Regions from separate parts of the Homo sapiens genome. Here region 2 is linked to region 1. A link is a contact called in ENCODE Hi-C data. All regions are on one chromosome and are shown on one strand. The core of a region is the stretch at or near the end of the contact, and the rest is flanking DNA. Distances in the headings are between cores, read along the strand shown. Region 1 holds the start of KCNC1 (potassium voltage-gated channel subfamily C member 1). Region 2 holds the start of GTF2H1 (general transcription factor IIH subunit 1).

Evidence for each region. A loop is a pair of places that touch in the nucleus more often than their neighbours do.
Region 2: a map of IMR-90 shows a loop between it and region 1 (6-fold over the local background). The contact joins the promoter of GTF2H1 here to the promoter of KCNC1 in region 1. A Hi-C loop is called at or near these places in 1 of 168 maps with a recorded cell type or tissue (IMR-90).

What each region holds. Positions count from the first base shown.
Region 1 is chr11:17,733,355-17,736,030 of GRCh38, reverse strand. It overlaps KCNC1 (potassium voltage-gated channel subfamily C member 1), which reads right to left and starts at 1,250. Exons shown (of 4, transcript NM_001112741.2): 1 at 1-1,250. The coding sequence starts at 28. RefSeq lists a silencer at 1,311-1,410.
Region 2 is chr11:18,321,192-18,323,867 of GRCh38, reverse strand. It overlaps GTF2H1 (general transcription factor IIH subunit 1), which reads right to left and starts at 1,301. Exons shown (of 15, transcript NM_005316.4): 1 at 1,128-1,301. HPS5 (HPS5 biogenesis of lysosomal organelles complex 2 subunit 2) reads left to right here and starts at 1,728. Exons shown (of 23, transcript NM_181507.2): 1 at 1,728-1,922. RefSeq lists enhancers at 1,324-1,743, 1,754-2,053, 944-2,143, 1,281-2,230.

The DNA.
Region 1 (2,676 bases), core at 1-2,500:
TGCGCTCGCTCTCGTCCCCTTGGCCCATCGCGGCGCCCCCTTAGGCATGGCGCGGCCCAGCGACACCCATGGGAGCGGCCGCCAGGGGGAGTTGGCGCCGGGGAGGGGGGCGCGCGCCCTCTTCCCCCCTCCCCCCAGCCGTCGGGGGGAACAGAGGCCTGCGGCTCTGGCCACCCCAACGAGCGAGCCAAGCCTCTCCGGGCGCTTTGTCGGGTGCCGGTCCAGGGGAATGTGCGCGGGATCCCAGGGGTCTCTAGGAGCCAGATGTGGGAGGGAGCTGGTCCGGCAGCGGAGGAGGCAGAGGAGGAAAGAAGGGAGGGAGAAAGGGAGGGAGAAAGGGAGGGAGGGAGGGAGTGAGGGGGAAAGAGGGAGGGGGGCGGGCTCAGCAGCGAGCCCCGGGAGGTGGGGAAAATGGGTTGGGGGGCCGGGCTCCCGTCCCCATCTCCGCGGGAAAATGGAGAAATCGGCACAAAGCTTTTGGGGGAAAGGTCAGCCGCTCCCGGGGCCGGACTAGAGGCCAGCCCCCAGGAGGGGGAGGGGAGGAGACAGGGCCGGGAAATTCGCGCTCCTCTGTGAGGTGGTCGCCGCGGCGCGCTCTCGGCGCGGGGGAGATGGATGCCGCCTGCCTTCCTCCCTGCGTGGCCGGGCTGCAGCTCGGGACGCAGGGCGGGCTCCGGCCCCCTCCCTCTCTCCTTGCTTGGCTGCCTGCTCCCCCCGGCGGCGGGCCCGCCTGCCCGCCCGCCCTCCTCGTTCCTTCTCCCCGCCTCCTGGAGGAGATGGCGGGCCCCCTGGGCAGGGGCACCCGGGGTGTTGCTCGTGCGGCTAACGCCGAGCGCTGCTCTCCGTGAGCCCGGGCTCGAGCTGGGGTTCCGCTGGGCTGCGCTCGGACTTGGGCTCCCGCGGCGGTGCTGAAGGGACAGCTCCCGGCGGTCGCGGAGCTGCACGGGGCCAGGCGGGGGTTCTCCTGGCTGGGTTTGATTTGCGGGGCCGGCGGGCACTGGCTCCGGTGCCTCTGCGCCCCGCACTCCGCTCCTCGCTTCGGGCAGGCGGTGGGCGCTGCCGGCCGAGACGGGGGCTGCGGAGGTCGGGCGGGGAGGCGGGGGTGGCGGGTCCGGGCGCGGCGAGGTGAGGCCAGCGAGGCCGGTGAGGCGAGGCGCGGAGCGGCCGCTGCCGCCGCCGCCGCGACGCTGCTGCCGCCCGGGCTGCTGCTCCGCTTGCTGCTCGCCCGTCGCCTGCTCGTTCGCGCGGTCCGCGTCCAGCCCGCCGCTCTCCGGACACGGGCACACGGCGCGCGCAGCCGCACTCGCCCCCGGAGGAAGGCGCCGCGCTGGGTCCTAAAAAGCCCTGATTCCGCGCCCCCCTCCCAGCCCCGCACCGAGCCCGGCCTCCCTCAACCTCGGCGCTGGGGGCGCCCGCCCCGCGCGGCTCCTGCTGCTCCCGGGGGACCCGCCCACGGTCCGCCCTCGGGGAACGCCACTCCAGGGGCGGGGGCTCCGAGAGACGTCTGGGCCCGCGCCCCCGGGTCAGACTGAGGTGAGAAGGGCGTTGGCACCCTCCCCTTGCCTTCCAAACCAGGGACCATCTGATCCCTGGTGAGACAAAGCTCTCCCGGAGTTTTGTCATCAGAGACACCCTGGCCCGGACCAGTGCTGACCGCTCCAAGGAATCCTTTAATACCGACCCTTCTCGCGGAACCTGGAGGCCCCATGTTCCTTCCATGGGTAATGTCTTGCATGAACCCCAACACACACACACACACACACACACCACGTTATCCTCTACGCCCTCCACTAACAATCAATCCTGGACCCCTATTAACCCCTTTGGACTCCTTACTGACCCTGGGCCCTTTATAGCTTCAGACAGAGGGAGTCTCCCATGAGTGCCACATCCATCCAAGCTCACGGACTCTCCCACACTAACCCTGGATCCCTAGGTGGAGACCCCTTATGAAAAGGACCTTCTGCCCTCAGAGGTCAGAAGCAGCAACTGCTCGTAGTTTCCCTGAGCACTGACACCCCCACCCCGCACTTCCTAGGGCTTCAACTGCCCTGGGTGATAAGCTGGTGTTATGTCTGGGAGCTGGGTGGGAGCTGCTGCTTGCTGTGATTCCTCCATCTTCACAGTTGGTCCTGGGGGTGGGAGTTCCAGTTTGAACCTCAAAGCCTTCCTGGCCCATGCCTGCTGCTAGTGCCTTGGTTTACTCAGTAAAGCAATCACTCCTTTACTCCTTACTTGTTTCAGGATCCGTCCCAGGCACAAGGACACAAGAGATGAATCTGACCCAGCCTCTGGCCTTGAGAAGCTCCCAGCCTTCTGGGGAGGTGGCCAGGTGGGCCTAGGCAGGACTGGGGAGGTCAGGCCCGTCTCCAGGGGTGGCTGGGGTGGGAAAGAGGCTTATTGATCCCAGCTCAACCCAATCGAACACAGGATGCCTGGGCAAAGGGCGATTTAATTAAGAAGATATGAGGCTTTTATTACTGCTGGCACTTTCTAACTGTGCAGACAGCTGTCCCTCTACCCTGACCCACAGATGCCGTTGTGAGCCTGGGGACAAAGCTGTGCCACAGACATCGCTCTCCTTACTTGGCCAGGGGAATCCCAATCTAGCCACAGGAAAATCTGTGTGTGGTGGGTAAAAGGCTTGAAGGGGTGGAGAGGGGCAGGGCAAGGATT
Region 2 (2,676 bases), core at 52-2,551, 590 kb before region 1:
TAAAAAATCTTAAGGTTGGCAACTTTGGCTTAATTACCTAAGTCCAGTTCAGTGGTTTTCAAACTGTGTTCCAAGGAGTGGCCTCTAGGATAGAAGTTAAGTGGGGTGGTGGGGCCTGGCCCTTTTAAATTTAGTTCCACCAGAGCATGCTGCTTTATATATTGGGTTCCAGATAAAAATTCATGGGGAGAAATTGTTCCACTCCTTTAAAATGTTTGAAAATCACAAGTCTGGATATTGGTTTGTATGGAGTCAATACTCACTGCAAAGCACATTTCATTCAAACCACTCAGTTTTTTTTTTGTTTTTGTTTTTAAGACTGGGTCTTCAAATGGACAAAGGGTGTATTTTTCATATCTTCTTTCCCCATCCCCATTTTACTGATGCTAAAATTGGAGTTTAGGAGTCATTTGGGGCCAGGCACTGTAGCATAATTCTGGCGCTTTGGGAGGTCTAGGCAGGAGAATCGCTTGAGCCCAGGAATTCGAGGTTACAGTGAGCTATTATCACGCCACTGCATTCCAGCCAGGACGACAGAACAAGACTCTGTCTCTTAAAAAAAAATAAGAAAAGTCACCTCCTTATTTAATTTGGCCTTTGAGAACACTGGGGGATTTACAAAATAATTACATATATCCAGGTACTCATGGTCTATTTTTCATCATTACACGACAATCAAATGACCAAAACTAGGAGTGTGTGGACTGGCACGTGTTAAGGTTTTTAAGAGAGGTAAGATTGACAGGTGGAAGCAAAAGGTGTGCAGACAACAAGGTGACAGCTTTTCTCTTACAGAATCCCAGACTCAACAGCACATTTCCTGACGGGAAGGGCTTCTCTGTCTGGGAGAGGCCTCCACTTCATTCTCATAAGCCAAATCTGATCCTGGCTTTGGGTAAACCTGCTCTCAATTTAAGAGCAGGTTTCCTTTAGACAAGTAGATTAGGGGTCGCCTCTTCCTCGCCTCGGGATAAGGGCAAACAAGACGCCAGGCTTGGGCGTTGGGAGGACGGCGACAGCGACGCTGGGAACAGGGGTAGAATCCACGCCGTCCAGCGGCCCCCAGGCCTGTCAGCTCCTCACCCGCCCACCCACCCGCCCGCCTGCATTCTTCGGTCTAAACTTACCAGGTGGAAGCTACAACTCTAGACAGGAAGTAACTAACTGGGTTGGATCCGGTCGAGTTCCGCTGCGCTTCTTAGAGCCGCTGCTGGGAAGAGGCCGAAACCCAGTGGCCGCAGCAGTAGCCACCGCCTCTGTTACTAGGGGGTCTCGCCTCCATCGCTGGCTGCGAGGAGTCTGAGGGCACGTGACCGGAAGTAGCAAGGCGGGCCCTGGGCACGTGACTCAAGAGCGCGGCCGCCATGACACCTTCCGCTAGTTCCCTCCCTCCCCCACGGGTTCCCGCCTGTTTCGTTTCCTCTCTCCGGTCTCGAGCGGCGAAGGGTCCTGGGATCCTGGCTGGCCCAACCATTTGGCCTAGAGCTCCTCCGGTTCCAGTCGGCGCCGTGTCTCCAGCCCGCAACGGCCCTGCGGTCGCAGGCCGTAGAGAGCGTAATCGCGACCGCGGCCTGAGGGGGAGGGACCACGCGGAAGGAGGGGCGTGACTCGTCACGTGATGAGGAAGTGCCGTTAGTAGCGTTGTTTCCAGTCTGCGGCTCTCCTGGATGACGTCAGCAAGGAAGGGGAGGAACGCGAGGGGAGACTGAAGTTCACGTTCCGCTCTTAGTGCGCGGTGAGTTCCCCGGCGCTAAGCCGGGAGACAAGATCCGATCTACTGAGAGCTGCGAGGTACTGCCCTGGATGTGGTGGAGCTGGGCTGGGACCTCCGGGCTGCTGGTCTGTGAGCCTGGCTTTGAAAATTGGTTACTGGGTCTCCTCTCAAGAAATCTCAAGATATTAAAGTTACTGCTGTTAAAAAGGTAGTAGTTCCACTAGGCAAGGAGCTTTTTGTGGGTAGGGATTGTGTTTTGTTCATCCCTGTGTCTCTAGCGGTGTGTTCAGGTCCTGGAACATAGTAGGCACTCAGAATGTTGAATGAATGAATGTATAAATGAGTCAGTCGCCATTTGTCTGAGGCAGAGAGTTGTTTTCTGATCATTTCTTCTTGGATAGAAAGATCCCATTGTGAAAATGAGGCAGTCTGCAACTTCCCCTTCTCATTTCTTCAATTTTTGCTATCTTTCTTACTTCTTTCTCCTCTTCCTCCACGCACCTACTGGGGCAAAAGAGAAACATGTTTGCATTTGATGTGTGAGCAACAAACACTGAACTATTTTACGATAATGGAAAGATGAGATTTGGATTCAGGAGACGCGTATTCTAATCTCAGCTCTACCATTTATGAACTCTGTGATCCTTGGGCAAGCCAGTCTCCCAAAAGTTGTTTCATTTACTTTGGTTAAGCATTTGTCGCCAACTTCTATGTTCTTAGTTTTTGGTAGAGTGCCTTCACAGAAGTAACATTTAAACTCAGCTTTGCAGAAAGGTAGGGTTTTGGTAAATGGGGGAAGATTCCATAAACATCATATATTAAACCATGGAGGCACAGCAAGTTTATGGAATGAAAAAGAAAAAAAGAGTCGAGTCCAATGTAGTTGGAGAATAGAGAGGTTAAGATGGGAAATAAGGCTGGAAAAAGAAGCAGGGAGGAGATAACAGATTTTCAAGAAATAG